Regions from separate parts of the Homo sapiens genome. Here region 2 is linked to region 1. Evidence: read pairs that join two places in POLR2A ChIA-PET (ENCODE). Cell type or tissue: B cell. All regions are shown on one strand. Links, peaks and the distances in the headings refer to the core of each region. The heading gives the core; the rest is flanking DNA. Region 1 overlaps KIF3C (kinesin family member 3C). Region 2 overlaps RAB10 (RAB10, member RAS oncogene family).

Evidence for each region. ChIA-PET counts read pairs that join two places held together with the same protein. Peaks named below come from ENCODE experiments on the same cell type or tissue, not always from the same donor. Only the 100,000 strongest peaks of a DNase experiment are listed, where the experiment ranks them.
Region 2: POLR2A ChIA-PET joins it to region 1 with 11 read pairs; 4 of 35 experiments call an interaction of 5 or more read pairs at or near these places.

Annotation. Positions count from the first base shown.
Region 1 is chr2:25,956,663-25,965,003 of GRCh38, forward strand. The region is part of intron 1 of KIF3C (kinesin family member 3C); the gene reads right to left. Among named protein-coding and RNA genes, the nearest start is that of KIF3C, 22 kb to the right of the region's middle. In B cell, for the core only: no CTCF peak of the experiment used is centred there; no DNase peak of the experiment used is centred there.
Region 2 is chr2:26,064,039-26,072,379 of GRCh38, forward strand. All of the region lies in intron 1 of RAB10 (RAB10, member RAS oncogene family), which reads left to right. LOC105374333 (a long non-coding RNA gene) reads left to right here. Exons shown (of 2, transcript XR_939851.3): 1 at 1-8,341. Among named protein-coding and RNA genes, the nearest start is that of RAB10, 34 kb to the left of the region's middle. RefSeq lists an enhancer at 4,660-4,709. In B cell, for the core only: no CTCF peak of the experiment used is centred there; no DNase peak of the experiment used is centred there; H3K27ac peaks cover 701 bases.

The DNA.
Region 1 (8,341 bases), core at 121-8,120:
ACAGAGGGTGCCCCTCGGGGAATCTAGGGCAACTGGTCTGTTTGCTTTGGGTACACAGGAAAGGTTGGTCCACCAGGGCTAGGAGGAGGATGGGGGTGGCAACCTAATCCTGGCAACCAGGACCCAGCTGGTGTTGAGGATTGGGAAAGATAAGATACAGTCACCAGGTAGCCCAGCCTTTAGCTAACTGGCTTCCAACTCAGGAAGACAGCTCTCAACACAGGCAGCAGGAAAGGGTCTAAATCTTCAGCTGATGTGGAAAGCAGAAGAAAAGCCAAAGGGAGCAGACTGCACAGCAAGAAGGAACAGCACGGGCCCAGCACAGCAGGAGCTTTGGAGAGGGCCGGGAAGACTTGGTTCTACCCACTTACCTCGAGGCTTTGGGCAAATTAATCCCTTCAGGTCTGTCATCTACAATATTGGAACACCGCCTATGTTCCAGGATGGCTGGCAAACATTTGTGGAGCGCTAAGTATCTATTAGATGCTGAGCTAAGCCTTTAACACCATGGTTTCCATCCCCCCCTAAGAGGGACTATTCTCCTCCGCATTTAATAAATGAAGACATTGAGAATGACCAGCCTAAGGCCATGCAGCTATTGAGTAGCAAAGAGGAGAGATTTGAACCTCGTACCCCCAGTCTCACTCTGTGAAAGCCCCTAGTCAGTGCTTTGGAATCTGAAGCTGAAATAATGTCAGATTTGTGTAAACTGTGACTACATAAAATGTATTTTCAAGAGGGTGCTGTCGGCAGCCTTTCAAAACCTATTCTGGTTTGGGGGGGTGCCCGATTTGAAATTTTAGAAAATGAAAATAAAATAAGAAGAAGGTGCTGTCCCAGGGTACCCAGTTGTCCTCTGGCTTCATCACGGGCCTCCTGGAAGGTTGAAATCACCTTGAACCAGTGGAAAAAGCTGGCTGCTTCTCCACTGGAATTTTTCCCAGTGGAAACAGCTGACCTACCTGAGGGATCTCAAAGCAGGGGGTGCTGTCAGACTTGGGGAGCAGGAGACCACCTGTAAGAGCCACATCATTGGGAACACAGCCAGACAGGGGTTAACAGTGGCTTTTGGGAGGTCAAGGAATGGGCTGTGTGAGGCTTTGTCACCCAAAGACGCTGAGCAAGTTGGGCCCGCCAGAGAGGCACGAGCTTCATTCCAGCCCCACACAGCCTCAGAGGCCAAGGCAGGAGGAAGAGGCCTTGAGCCCTGGAGGCTGTCCATGCTGCCACACTGCAGCCGCCTGCGCTCCTGGTTAATGATCTCCCCTCTTACCGCATTGCCTTGCCACAGACCTAAACCCATCCTAGGCTCCTCCTTCACACTCCAGGTCAGCATTTGCAGGACCATGAGAGGGAAGAATCCCTTACACTGCATCCTCAGCGACTCACCTGCCTCGCCTCATCCCTGCCCTGCCTCTCATCCGTTGCATCTGGCCAGTGAGTCAAGGCCATCAAATCTGCTCCTCAGTGCGGCTCCCACCACCCCCCATTTTTCATTCTCACTGCTACCTGCTGGCTTCATTGCAGCCCCCACAACTCTCCTGGACCACTGCTGTGGTCTCCCCACTGCCTCAGTGTCCCCTTCCACCCCTCTGCCACATGACACCCAGGCAGATCCACTAAAAACACAACCCTGGGCTGGGGACGGTGGCTCATGCCCGTAATCCCAGCACTTTGGGAAGTTGAGGTGGGCGGATCATCTGAGGTCAGGAGTTCGATACCAGCCTGGCCAAAATGGAGAAACCCCAGCTCTACTAAAAAGACAAAAATTAGCTGGGTGTGGTGGCGTGCACCTGTAGTCCTAGATACTCAGGAGGCTGAGGCAGGAGAATCGGTTGAACTAGGGAGGCAGAGGCTGCAGTGAGCCGAGATCACGCCACTGCACTCCAGCCTGGGTGCCAGAGTGAGACTTCATCACAAAAAACAAAAAACAAAAAACAGCACAACTCTGAATGCTTGCTCCTTGGCTTCAAACTACTGAATGGACCTCCATTCCTTACAGGATGAAATCCAAGGTCAGCTGCAGTGACAGGCCCCGGGAGCTGGCCTGGCCTCCCGGTTCCTCTTACTATTCATGCTCTGCGTATGCTCTGTACTCCAGCCTCACCAAGAGAATTCCAGCTCCCTGGGGGCCCGGTGCGGTGGCTAGCGCCTGTAATCCCGGCACTTTGGGAGGCCAAGGCAGGCGGATCACCTGAGGTTGGGAGTTCGAGACCAGTCTGACCAACATGGAGAAACCCCATCTCTACTAAAAATACAAAATTAGCTGGGCATAATGGCACATGCCTGTAATCCCAGCTACTCAGGAGGCTGAGGCAGGAGAATCGCTTGAACACGGGAGGCGGAGGTTGTGGTGAGCCGAGATCACGCCATTGTACTCCAGCCTGGGCAACAAGAGCAAAACTCCGTCTCAAAAAAGAAAAAAAAGAATTCCAGCTCCCTCAATGGGCCATGGCATTTCACAAGCACCTGGGTTCCTCCTCCCACTCCACATCTAACTGGAAAACTGCCACTTTTTCTGCAAGACACACCTTGACCATTGGGAAATTTTCCCTGATCCCCTTGAAATTGCTCTTTCGGGCCCCCTCAGTAACCAGGCCATATTCCTACTATTTCTCATAATAGAATAATTATTCATTTACATGCTGTCCCCCCTGTGAGCTCCCTCATGGCAGCAGTCATATCTTACTCATATCTCTGGGTCCCTGGACTTAGCTCAGTGCTTGGCAGATAACAAGTGCTCAATACGTATTTGATGAACCAAACAGAATCCTTGGGGGTTGTCCCAGAGTGGGTTCCAGGTCCCTTCCTTGGGCTCTCTTTTTTTTCTGCAGTGGCGCGATCTTGGCTCACTGCAACCTTCACCTGCCACGTTCAAGCGATTCTCCTGCCTCAGCCTCCCACGTAGCTGAGACTACAGGCACATGCCACCACACCCAGCTAATTTTTCTATTTTTAGTAGAGATGGGGTTTTGCCGTGTTGGCCAGGCTGGTCTCGAACTCCTGACCTCAAGTGATCCGCCTGCCTCAGCCTCCCAAAGTGCTGGGATTACAGGTGTGAGCCACTGCACCCGGCCACCTTGGGCTCTCTTTATCCCAGTTTCTCCTCCCATTCATCAATCCACACTCACTGTCATGGGGCCCGATCATCTGGGGAACCTGGCAGGAGGGGTGGGGTGGGTGTGAGAGAAAAGAGAAGAACCACATGGAGGAGGCCCCTACTGTTGTGGACCATGGATACCTGATCCCCTAACTACTGGGTCACAGGTCTTCAGGAGCCTGCTGTCTGGCCTGGCCTCTGAATCTGGGACACGCTTGTCCATTTCAACCCTGAGACCCTTCATTTTCCCCAGCATTTTATGTGGCTCTAGCATTCTTTATTCTTTATAATCAAAAGACACTTGCTCTCAAATATCACTGCATGTTAGAAACACCTGGGGAGATTTTGTAACACTCCAGAGCCAGGTGTGGTGGCTTATGCCTGTGGTCCCCATTGTTTGGGAGGCTGAGGCAGGAGGATCGCTTGAGCCCAGGGGTTCAAGATCAGCTTGGGCAACATAGCAACGCCCTATCTCAAAAATAAATAAGCAAATCAAATAAGAAATTCAGACCTAGTGAATTGAGATCCATATTGTACTGAGATTCCCAGGTAATTTGGATGCACATAAATGTCTGAAAAGGACTGGTGTAAGGGGCATGCATATTATTAGCACTATCATTTTTCCAGTGAAAGCTCACAGAGGTTATATAACCCATCCAAGGTCACATGATGGCCCCCTCAGTAACCAGGCCATATTCCTACTATTTCTCATGATAGAATCATTATTCGTTTACATGCTCTCTCGCCTGTAAGCTCCCTTAGGACAGCAATCATATCTTACTCGTATCTCAGGGTCCCTGGACTTAGCACACTGCTTGGCAGATAACCATCTGTGAGCTTTCACTGGAAAAATGATAGTTATATGCCTCTCATTAAATTTAAATGGAGATCCAGCTGAGCAGGATGGCTTATGCCTGTAATTGCAGCACTTTGGGAGGCTGAAGTGGGCAGATCCCTTGAGTCCAGGAGTTCAAGACCAGCCCAAGTAACATGGCAAAACCCGTCTCTATAAAAAATATAAAAATGGGTCAGGCATGGTGGTGTGGGCCTGTGGTCCCAGCTACTCGCAAGGCTGTGGCAGGCGGATCACTTGAGCCTGGGAGGTTGAGGCTGCAGTGAGCTGAGATTGCGCCAATGCACTTTAGCTTGGGCAACAGTGAGACCCTGTCTCAAAAAAAGAAAGAGAATTAAAAACAAAAAACTTAAATGGAGACCTGGCCTAGGCCTGCCTGGCTCCAAAGCCCAAGCTCTTCCTATTGCAGGGGCTGTGGTGACTCCTTTAGGAAGCAGAACCTGCTAAAGGAAATCAACATGTTTCCGGCAAGAGGAAATGGTGTCTGACTAATCTCTGAGAGTTCTTTCAGAATGGGACGGAATAGGTTATTACAGCACATGGGGAAGCCAATGACCAGAACTCTGGAGGTTAAAGCACTCCTGGCAAGGCTGCACATCAGAGGTTATTCAAAGTTACATGGGGAGTGAAGAGATGGAGAAAGGGGAAGTGAACTAGGGAAAGGAAACAGAAATAAACAGGTATTTCTCTGGATGGAAAGCACTCAAGTGTGAAACAACAGGACTAATCTCTGAAGCTGTGCAAGAAGGAGTGCATGGGTGAAATACCCAACTTCACAGACACCCCCAAATCCTCCTAGGTGGTAAAGTACAACAGAATTTCTAGCCTATGTGAGCTGACAAAAAATGGCAGATGAGCATCAATTACAATTTTACATTTTGGGGAAAAGGAATCCTAACTCTACTAATTAAATGATAGCCATGGGCAATCAATTATAAGCCCTAAAAAGGGGAGGAGGAGGAGGAGTAACACTCCACTGTTCCCAGAAGACACTGGCTGAATATGCTGCCACAGCTAAAAAAGTCAGTAGCATCTGCCCAGGCACCATCATGAAGGCTTTTTAGAAACAAAACATTGTACCCTCATATAAAACCATGATGTGGCTGAATTGGGAGTACTGTGTGTAGTTCTCTTACTGCATCTCCAGAGACATAAAGCAGAGAGAAGATCAAGAGAAGGGAGGCTTAGGCCGGGCGCAGTGGCTCAAGCCTGTAATCCCAGCACTTTGGGAGGCCGAGGCAGGAGAATCGCTTGAACCCGAGGCGGAGGTTGCAGTGAGCTGAAATCGTGCCACTGCACTCCTGCCTGGGTAACAGAATGAGACTCCATCTCAAAAAAAAAAAAAAAAGACTCTGTTCTGAAAAGACAAAGAAAAGTTAAGAGGATAAGTCTGGAAATGAAACAATCAAAACTGGGGATGAAAAGGAAAGATCCAGGCTTTTCCAATCCATCCTGGCACATAGAGTAAGAGCTCACGTCTTGAGGTTTGACAGCAGCAGTTTTTAGGACAAACGAAAAGGAGTTTTACTGTTTATAGAAGGTAATACATTTACGAAATTTGTTACTTCAAGAGTTAACCCTGGAGGAAATACCAGTCTATTAAAGAATTCTGGGGACACGTTTTTAACCCTTTATTGTCTTTCTCTCCTTTCAGAAAAAAAGAATTGCACAAACATCAAAATCACCAAAGAAATAAAATGACAAATGCCACATATTCCCTACCATGGCTACTTGGTTTCTTTCATTTTCCCTGGTTTTTTTTTGTTTGTTTTTGTTTTTTTGAGACGGAGTTTCGCTCTTGTTGCCCAGGCTGGAGTGCAATGGCACGATCTCGGCTCACGCAACCTCCACCTCCTGGGTTCAAATGAGTCTCCTGTCTCAGCCTTCCAAGTAGCTGGGATTACAGGCGCGCACCACCACACCCGGCTAATTTTGTAGTTTTGTAGAGACAGGGTTTCTCCATGTTGGTCAGGCTGGTCTTGAACTCCCGACCTATGGTGATCCACCCACCTCAGCCTCCCAAAGTGCTGGGATTACAGGCATGAGCCACTGTGCCTGGCCCTTTTTTCACCTCTATGGACATAGTATAAACACAAGCTTATGTCTTGCTATTTCCACTTTACCTAATATATATATAATATAATATATATATAAAATATATGTTATATATATAATATATATTATATAATATATAATATATATAATATATAAAATATATAAAATATATAATATATAATATAATATATAATATATATAATATATAAAATATATATAATATAAAATATATATAATATATAATATATATAATATATAATACATATAATATATAATATATAATATATAATATATATAATATATAATATATAATATATAATATATATAATATATAATATATAATATATATAATATATAATATATAATATATAATATATAAATATATAAATATATATACACACATACACACACATATATGCATATATATACATATACATGTGTACATAGATACATGTATATGTATATATATGCATATATGTGTGTGTGTGTATGTATGTGTGTGTGTATATATATATATATATATATATTTTTTTTTTTTTTTTTTTTTTTTTTAAAGATAGAGTCTCACTCTGTCACCCAGGCTGGAGTGCAGTGGTGCACTCTCAGCTCACTGAAACCTCCCGCCTCCCAGGTTCAAATGATTCTTCTGCCTTGGCCTCCTGAGTAGCTGGGACCACAGGCACCCACCACCACGCCTGGCTAATTTTTGTATTTTATTGTAGAGACAGGGTTTTGCCATGTTGCCCAGGCTGGCTCAAGGGATCCACCTGCCTCAGCCTCTCAAAGTGCTGTGATCACAGGTGTGAGCCACCACTCCCAGCCTAATTTTTTGCTTTTTTAGGTGACTTTCTTAGAAAGGAATTTCAGAAGAGGACAAAGGGTTATAAACATTTTGTGTATCTTGGAACATATTGTCAATTATCATTCTAATGACTTAAACTACTGCCAGCAGTAAATAATGGAACCATTTTTATTACAGCATCATAGGCATGAAGTATTATTATTATTATTATTATTATTATTATTATTATTATTATTTTGAGACAGAGTCTCACTTCGTTGCCCAGGCTAGAGTGCAGTGGCGTGATCTCGGCTCACTGCAACCTCTGCCTCCCAGGTTCAAGCGACTCTCCTGCCTCAGCCTCCTGAGTAGCTGGGATTACAGATGTGTACCACCACACCTGGCTAATTTTTGTATTTTTAGTAGAGATGGGGTTTCACTATGTTGGCCAGGCTGGTCTCAAACTGCTGACCTTGTGATCCGCCCACCTCAGCATCCCAAAGTGCTGGGATTACAGGCGTGAGCCACCATCCCTGGCTCCGCATGAAGTATTATTATTTTAAAAATTTGTTATGGCTAGGCACAGTGGCTCATACCTGTAATCCCAACACTTTCGGAGACCTAGGCAGGTGCATCATTTGAGGCCAGGAGTTTGAGACTAGCCTGGCCAACATGGCAAAATCTCATCTCTACTAAAAAGACAGAAATTAGCTGGGCATGGTGGCGTGCACCTGGAATCCCAGCTACTCAGGAGGCTGAGGCACAAGAATCGCCAGAGGTTACAGTGAGCTGAGATAGCACCACTGTACTCTAGCCTGGGCCACAGAGCAAGACTCTGTCTCAAAAATAAAATAAATAAAATAAAATAAAAATAAACATTTGTTATAATAATAGATATAAAATCGAGCCTCTGCATTCATTTTATATTCTCCATACCTTTAAGGTGGTCTTTGTGGAGGCCTGAGCTTTCCTTTCCCAACATACTCTATATTGTGTTTTTAAAAACTTTTTGGTGATTTTTCTTTTTCCATTAGAGACGGGGTCTTGCTCTGTTGCCCAGGCTGGAATGTAGTGGCATGATCAGAGCTCACTGCAGCCTCCAGCTCCTGGGCTCAAAAGATCTTCCCACCTCAGCCTTCTGAGTAGCTGGAACTACAGGCATGTGCCAGCATGCCGGCTAATTTTTTTGGTGATTTTCAAGTGAAGAGATGGACCTCAGATTCAAAATGAAATTTTTTGTTTATTCAGCCTCCACCTTCCCCAGCTATCCACACCTAGGCCCAAGTCCTTCTCACTCAAAGGCTACCAACTCACCCAGTTCTTGAAGCCACCTGGACACTATCAGGCATAATTTGAGCTGCCAGTCAGGCCTGGGGTCTGATGCATTAGCCAAGCATGACTGCTGAGTCCCCAAGTCCCAGCCCTCCTTCCTCCCTCTTCCCCATTACAGGAGTCTCAAGACCAGCTCCTGGGCTGGTTTCTGCTCATCTGCTTCCGCGTTGGATCTCCTCTGTGGACCTAGAACTCTGCTTCACAATCTCTCCTGCGGGCT
Region 2 (8,341 bases), core at 271-8,270, 110 kb after region 1:
TGATCTGCCCGCCTTGGTGGTAATGTCTTTCTCAATTCATCCAGTAGGAGCTGCTTAATGTCCTTTTGTTCTATTTTTGGAGATAATAAATTTGAGCTTTTTGGTAGGATATAGCCTGCCATATTTCTTCATTGAAAGTACTCTTCCCCTTTGTAATTAATAAATAATAATGAGGTCCAAATCCTGTGATAAAGCCAAGGATGTATAAGCACAGAAGCTTTTGCTTTGGTGATTGCAGACGTTTATTTTTGCTTTAATGAATACAACTGTTTTTGAAAATAGTTTTTGTAGAGTGTTTGTTTTTGTATTTTGAGGTGGGGTCTCATTCTGCCACCCAGGCTGGGATGCATTTCTGCTCATTGCAACCTCCACTTCTGGGCTCAAGCAATCCTCCCACCTCAGCCTCCTGAGTAGCTGGGACTACAGGGGTGTGCCACCACGCCTGGCTAATTTTTTGGGAAAAAAAAATTTTTTTTTTCATTTTTTGTAGAGATGGGGTGTACACCATGTTGCCCAGGGTGGTCTCAAACTCCTGAGCTCAAGTGAACTGCCTGCTTTGGCCTCCCAAAATGCTGGGGTTACAGTGCTGGGAGCCACTGTGCACAGCCTGAAAATAGTTTTTAAATAAGTAAAAATGAACAAATTATTCAACAGATGAACAAATATTTCAACAAATTATGTAATCATTTTAACACCCTCTTTCTCTTTCAAGAATGTTTCAGTTTGGGCTGGGTGTGGTGGCTCATGCCTGTAATCCCAGCACTTTGGGAGGCTGAAGTGGGAGGATCTCTTGAAGCCAGGAGTCGGAGACCAGTGTAGTCAACCTAGCAAGACTCCTGTCTCCACACATGTGCGCACACACTCACTGTCTTAGCTGGGTATGGTGGTGTGTACCTGTAATCCCAGCCACTCAGGAGGCTGAGGCAGGAGGATCTCTTCAGCCCAGGAGTTAGAGGCTGCAGTGAGCTCTGATCGCGCCACTGCAGGCTCTGTAGCCTGGGTGACAGAGCAAGACGCTGGCTCTTTAAAAGAGTGTTTCAGTTTGGATAATAAGTCACATGGTCATTCCAGCCATTAGGCATTCTCAGTTTTTCATTGTGCCCATAGTGAGTATTCAGTGTGTTTGTTGACTGACCAAACAGCAGTGCTTGTTAAAAACATGACTCTAAGAAGAAAGAAAAAAAGAAAAAGAAAAAAAAAACATGACCCAGGTAGAATCATTCTTTGTGCATTTTCATGTGCCTTTATTAGCTGTATCTCTAATGCCATGTTCCTTGTGTTTTTCTGGATTGTTTTCTCCAGTATGGCTATATATATTTAATATAATTTTTTACAGCCCTCTAAGTTGTATTTTATGGTTGATAAGTTGGAAATGGTCAACACTTTCATTTGGCACTTCCCTGTTTGCAAGCTTTTGTTTTCAACAACTACAGTTTGCCAAAGACTTCAAAACCTGAAGGTTTTTTTTTTGTGGCACTTCAGTTTATTGAATACTTTGATTGAATATTTCCAACTGATTAGAAAATATTTAATGATTTTAAAAAACATTCAACCAAAAATCAGAAGACTCATTTATAAAACTTGATACCATTGTAGGACACTTAAGTTGATTTATGAAGTAGTTCTTCAAAGGCTCAAACATTTCCAAAAATATCATTGACATGTAACAGAAATCACATGCTGTCATTTATATGTATTTAATATGTAAATTGTCATCTTGATCACAGATTTTATAGTTCAGTTACTATGTATATTTGTACATTTCCACATCTACAGCGTATCTTTCAGTTGGTAAAATATTATAGTCTTTTTGCATATAGTTATGAGTAATGTATACTCCATAATCATTTCAAGTATATTTTTTGTTTTATCCTTTTTTTGTTTTAGCTTAGTGGGAATATTGTTTTTACCATGACAGTCTACTTAACCAATATTTGTATTCTCATCATCACTAAAACAAAAATTTTATCTTCAGTGTTACATGTTTTTAAACAATTCACAACATACACAGTAATATGAGATGTTTTACTTTGAACAGAGTTAACTTTCAAAAGCTTTATTTTGATTCCATGAATTGGATGAAAGAAATCAAGCAGTTAATGTGATGATGGTTTTTCTATGGAAGAGGTCTCATGATAGTGATAAACTTGCATCAGTTGTCTCTGGGAATTTCTGCTAGTGAAGCCAACATGAACAATTACCGATTTTTTTTTCCAGTGGACAAGAAAACTTGGAATTGAAAAAAAAAGATTAATTTAGAAGAACAGTCATTGGATCTAATTACAAGTTATGTTTCATAGAATGTTTTGTAAAGGCATCTTTTACAGCTGCATGTATTGTCATTTTCAGACACAATTTTACAATAACTGCTTATTGCCTTTGAATTAAATGTTGATTGTATTAGTCTGTTCTCATGCTGCTATGAAGAAATACCAGAGACTGGGTAATTTATAAAGAAAAGAGGTTTGATTGACTCACAGTTCCTCATGGCTGGGGAGGCCTCAGGAAACTTACAGTCATGGTGGAAGGCAGGGCGGCAGGAGAGAGAATGAGAGGAGCGAAGCCCCTTACAAAACCATCAGATCTTGTGAGAACTCGCTATCATGAGAACAGCATGGAGGTAACCACCCCTGTGTTTCAATTACCTCCCACCGGGTCCTTCCCATGACACTTGGGGATTATGGGAACTACAGTTCAAGATGACATTTGGGTGGGGACACAGCAAAACCATGCCATCAATTTTTTTTTTTTTTTTTTTTTTTGATACGGAGTCTCACTCTGTCACCCAGGCTGAAGTGCGGTGGCACAATCTCGGCTCACTGCAGCCTCCACCTCCCAGGTTCAAGTGATTCTTCTGCCTCAGCCTCTTGAGTAGCTGGGACTACAGGCACATGCCACCACGCCAGGCTAATTTTTGTATTTTAGTAGAGATGGGGTTTATCCACATTGGCCAGGCTGGTCTCGAACTCCTGACCTCAAGTGATCCACCTGCCTCAGCCTCCCAAAGTGCTGGGATTATAGGTGTGAGCCACCATGCCGCTCTATTTTTTGTATTTTTTGTAGAGACGGGGTCTCCCTATGTTGCCCAAGCAGGTCTCAAACTCCTGGGCTCAAGTGATCCTCCTGCCGTGGCCTTCCAAAGTGCTAGGTTTACAAGTGTGGACCACCTCACCTAGCCAAATGTTGATGCTTCTTCAGATTTGCTGCTTGAAGTCATTGTTACCACTTTAAATATATACTTGAGTGCATTGCTATCTAAAGGGCTTATTTAAAAATACATAGATTAGTTGTAGATATACACTGTGTAACAATGAAAAGGTCATTGTAGCAAAAGGGGTTTATACTGTATCTGCATACTCTATGAAAGGACCACTCATACACATTTCCTATGTACATATTTTTTCCATGTTTCCTACTGATCTCACTGACAGTATTTTGATGGCTTCTTGTTGGCTGAGGAACTGGCCATGGCACAGATGATGGATGGGGGCAACAGCCTTGAATATTCTCCTTCCAGCAACTGTCAACACCTGAAGGAGGGAGTTAGCTGCCTGTTACCATACTTGATATTGACTTGGTGTCCTAAAAAGGAAAATGTCAATTGTTTCAAATTTGTAAAGGGTTAAGAAAAGAGGCAGACTACCACTAGTCATCTTGTTAGATTTAATCATGTGTTAAAATGTGATAGCTGTTTACAATGCACATCTCACATGACTACTGTGTAAGACCTTGTCAGAAGTTAGAAACACCAATTCAATGTCTGTGAAACCATCAATACTTATTTTGATGCAACTTTGTTAAAAATGTAAAGTCTAAGACAGTAGATTTGTACACGATGTTTGGAAACACCAATCATAAATGAAGACTTGAGGTCAAACAGACTTATGGTCACCATACTTGCAGCAGAATTTGCTGGGGGGTTGATATATGTTCATCAAGTAAACAGAAACATCAAACCAGAGTAGTTCTCTAGTTAGTAAAATGAGAATAAACAGGTTATTAATTAATCTATTTCAGAGGATGGTCAGGTGGCCTAGAGAATGCTGTCCTGGGGAAATGACATTTATACTGCTACATGAGATATGATTAGAAGTTAGGTAGAAGAACATCATTCCAGGCAGAGGAAGTGGGCACAAAAAGGTCCTTAGTAAAGGAGCTTTTTGAGTTCAAAGAACTGAAAGATGATGTGTGTTGCAAATGTGACTTGTGAGGCTAGCAGAAGCAATAGATGTTGAAGACGTGGGTTTGAGCCAGATTGTGCAGAGCCTGGTAGTCCATGCTAAGGATTCGAATTCCATGGAAGGTTTGAGCAGGGATGTGACATGGTTAGATTCAATTTTTAAAAGATGGTTGGCCCAGAAAATGTGGAAAATGGATTGGAGTTGGAATTTTCTAATTAAAGACTTATCAAAGATGTGTTTAAACTCTTACTGTATACTATTTAATCTTTAAGGATTATGAGCGATTATATGTGAAAATACCTGTCAGTGACTGTGACAGTGAGCCTTTAATTTTTTTTTTGAGGTGATCTTTTTAGTGCCAAATACATCAGACAATCCTGAGCCAAGAGACAGAGTTCTGATCATAGTTAATTTGGTTTGTGAGCTTGAGCAAGTCATTTAAACTCTGAGCCTCTTTCTTTATCTGTAAATTGGGCGTGTTTGAGAAATGTGTGCTTAACTTTAATTGTGTTAATCGCTTAACTCTGGTTAACATATGGGCTGAGTCTTGCTGAGTCATTTCCTCAGACGTTGTGGGCAAGGCTTAAAACCAGCTAAGCAAATTTAGTGATGACACATTTTACCTCTTCTGTAGAAGTCAGATGAAAGAGCTGTTTCAAAAATGTTTCACTTATTGTTTTCATGCAGATTATCTCTTCGTGGGGGAGAGAATACAGTACACATAGCTCAGGAACTACTGATGCACTGCCTTCCATTTTAGTGGCAGTTTGAATTTAAGAATTTCTAGTTTGTCTTAAGCTTTTCTGTAATCTCTCACATATATATTCTTAATTTCAACTGATAATTTCTTTCTTAATGTCTAATATAGCCTATTTGCCCTCTGAACAGCATTGAGATGCTTTGAAATTTTAATGCCCAAAAAGTTGGCTTTGGTAAGGTGGTTTTCATTTCTGCAGTAGAACCATGGTTGAGGCTAATGGTCCCATCAGCATTAGCAGGCCTTTGGCTAGTTGCACAGTAAACTGCATGTTTCCCACTAGTAAAAGAGATAACCCCAACAGTTTTAGGATTAATGCTGAGTTGTAGTGTTCTTTGGGATTTACAGATTTTTTTCTATAATTTAAACTTTTTGAGACATATCCTGAGGATAATAGAAGGGCATTTAAAAAAACTTCAACTGGCTGGGCTTGGTGGCTCACACCTGTAATCCCAGCACTGTGGGAGGATCACAAGGTCAGGAGTTTGAGACCAGCCTGGCCAATGTGGTGAAACCCTGTCTCTACTAAAAATACAAAAATTAGCTGGGCATGGTGGTGGGCGCCTGTAATCCCAGCAACTTGGGAGGCTGAGGCAGGAGAATCACTTGAACCCAGGAAGTGGAGGTTGCAGTGAGCCCAGATCGCACCACTGCACTCCAGTCTGGGCGGCAGAGCGAGACTCTGCCCCCCTACCCCCCAAAAAAAAAGAAAAAAGGAAAAACAACTACTCAGATACTTTTTTTTTTGAGATGGGGTCTCACTCTGTTGCCCCGGCTGGAGAGCAGTGGCATGATCTCATCTCACTGCAGCCTTCACCTCTCAGGTTTAAGTGATTCTTCTGCCTCAGCCTCCCAAGTAGCTGGGACTACAGGCACGTGCCACCATGCCCCACTAATTTTTGTGTTTTTAATAGAGATGAGGTTTCGCCATGGTTGGCCAGGCTGCTCTCGAGCTCCTGACCTCAAGTGATCTGCCCTCCCCGGCTTCCCAAAGTGCTGGGATTACAGGCGTGAGCCATCGCACCTGGCCTCCGATACTTTTGACAATAATCTTGGTTTGGGGGAGGTGTGTGTGTGTCAGTCTTAGATTTATATTCACTCTGCATTGTGTTATATTGAGCTATAATGGATGTGCAGCTACACGAATTCTTCTAGAGATCCTTGGACTTGAAATTATGCGTCCTTGGCTTTATCACAGGATGTGGCCTTCTTGGCCTCAGTTTTTCAGAGTAGAGAATTTGCTTTTGGCTTTTCTAGGACGTGTGCAGATGAGAACTTGCTACAGGCAGATATGCTTGAGAGCTCAAAAGGAAATGGTGGGAAAAGACTAGATTAAATCAAGTAGTTGTGTGATTTCAGTGAAGTAGTATTAAATCTGGTTTTATCTGTTTTTCACCTGTTTTAAAACATAGGTACATTTTCACAGTCACTTAAAGTGACTATCTTTTTGAACCTCAAGGATTTTTTTATTCTCGGAATTGAGTTTTGTTCGTTTCATCATACTTAAAATAGTTTAAGAAAAATTTTAGAGTACTGTTTTCCTTCTTGTGAACCTTGTACAATATTATGAAGAGGGCAAGCTATGTAGGTAACTATTATCATTTTACAGGTAAGGAAGCAGAGTTTAATGACCTGCCCTTGATAATATGACAAATATATCAGAGCCAAATCTTAAACATAGCGATGGAAAGCTTTGTAATTATAGAAACATTTGGATTTGTCTTTTGGTTCCACCTAAATTTTCTTACAGTTTAAAAAATGTCTTTTAAGATTATTGCAAGGAGCAAATGAATACATAATAGAAGCATCCCATTGTATGGCATGTAAATTCTCACCAAATGTAATTGTTTCTCAGTGGTTTTCAACATGTGGATCCCCACTGACCACCACCTAGGGAGTTTTTTTGACCAGAAGGTCAAAACTTTTCATAATAATTCTAAGACATTTGCCTTTTTCACTATGTTGATGCTTGTACTGATGGTACAGAAGCAATGGTATGTAAAATTGCTGACCTTAGCATGAATCAAGACAATGGAACCAAGCTGGACTAGTAGTCATTGTATTTACCACCATGTACTCACAAGAGAAAACTAAAATAATTTTCCTCAAGAATATCCTTGATGAAGTAGAATTAATTTTTGTTAAATCTTGACCTTTGAGCATATATCTTTTTGGTGTATGATGAAATGGGAGGTAAATATAAAGCACTTCTGCCTCGTTTTGAGACAGTGATGGTTGTCTCAAGCAAAGGCACTTGTGAAATTGTTTGGATTGGCCACCATTTTTATAGAACATCATTTATCCTTGAAAGAACAACTGGCAAACTATGGTTATTCAGACTTGAGTCCTTGGCAGATACTGTCTTGAATGAATGAAGTGACAGTATTTGTTGCCACTGATAAAATTTATGCTTTTAAGATTGGAATTTTGGCCAGGCGCGGTGGCCCACTCCTGTAATCCCAACACTTTGGGAGGCCAAGGCGGGTGGATCGCCTGAGGTCAGGAGTTCAAGACCAGCATGGCCAACATGGTGAAACCCCATCTCTACTAAAAATACAAAAATTAGCCAGACATGATGGTGGGCACCTGTAATCCCAGCTACTTGGGAGACTGAGGCAGGAGAATTGCTTGAACCTGGGAGGCAGAGGTTGCGGTGAGCCAAGATGGCACCACTGCAACTCCAGCCTGGGTGACAGAGTGAGACTTCATCTCAAAAAAAAAAAAAAGGAAGTTTGGAATTTTGAGCCAGTCAAGGTCACTCTTGCCTGTAATTCCAGCTACCCAAGAGGCTGAAGCGGGAGGATTGTTTGAGCCTGGGAGTTTGAGCCTGAAGTGAGCTGTGATTACACTACTGCACTACAGCCTGGGTGACAGAGCAAGACTCAGTCTCTTAAAAAAATAAATAAATAAAATATATTTGGAAAACTTGTGTCTGCTGCTGTGAGTGTGACAGCTTTTCTGTACATACTCTCTTGATGAGGTCCATGGTGATAATATTATTTTTTTCATATTGTATAATGAAATACGCCAACATTTGGAAGAACTGTGTTAATGAACTATTAATTTCCAAATGACCAATACATGCTGTTATAAAATTGCGCAGATAAAAAGACCTATTCAGAGTGCAAAGTAACTGATGGATTTTAATATAATAGAACATGGCTGGGTGCGGTGGCTCACGCCTGTAATCCCAGCACTTTGGGAGGCCGAGGCGGCTGGATCATGAGATCAAGAGATTGAGACCATCCTGGCCAACATGGTGAAACTGGTCTCTACTAAAAATACAAAAATTAGCTGGGCATGGTGGCACCCACCTGTATTCTCAGCTACTCGGGAGGCTGAGGCAGGAAAATCACTTGAACACGGGAGGTGGGGGTTGCAGTGAGCTGAGATCAAATTACTG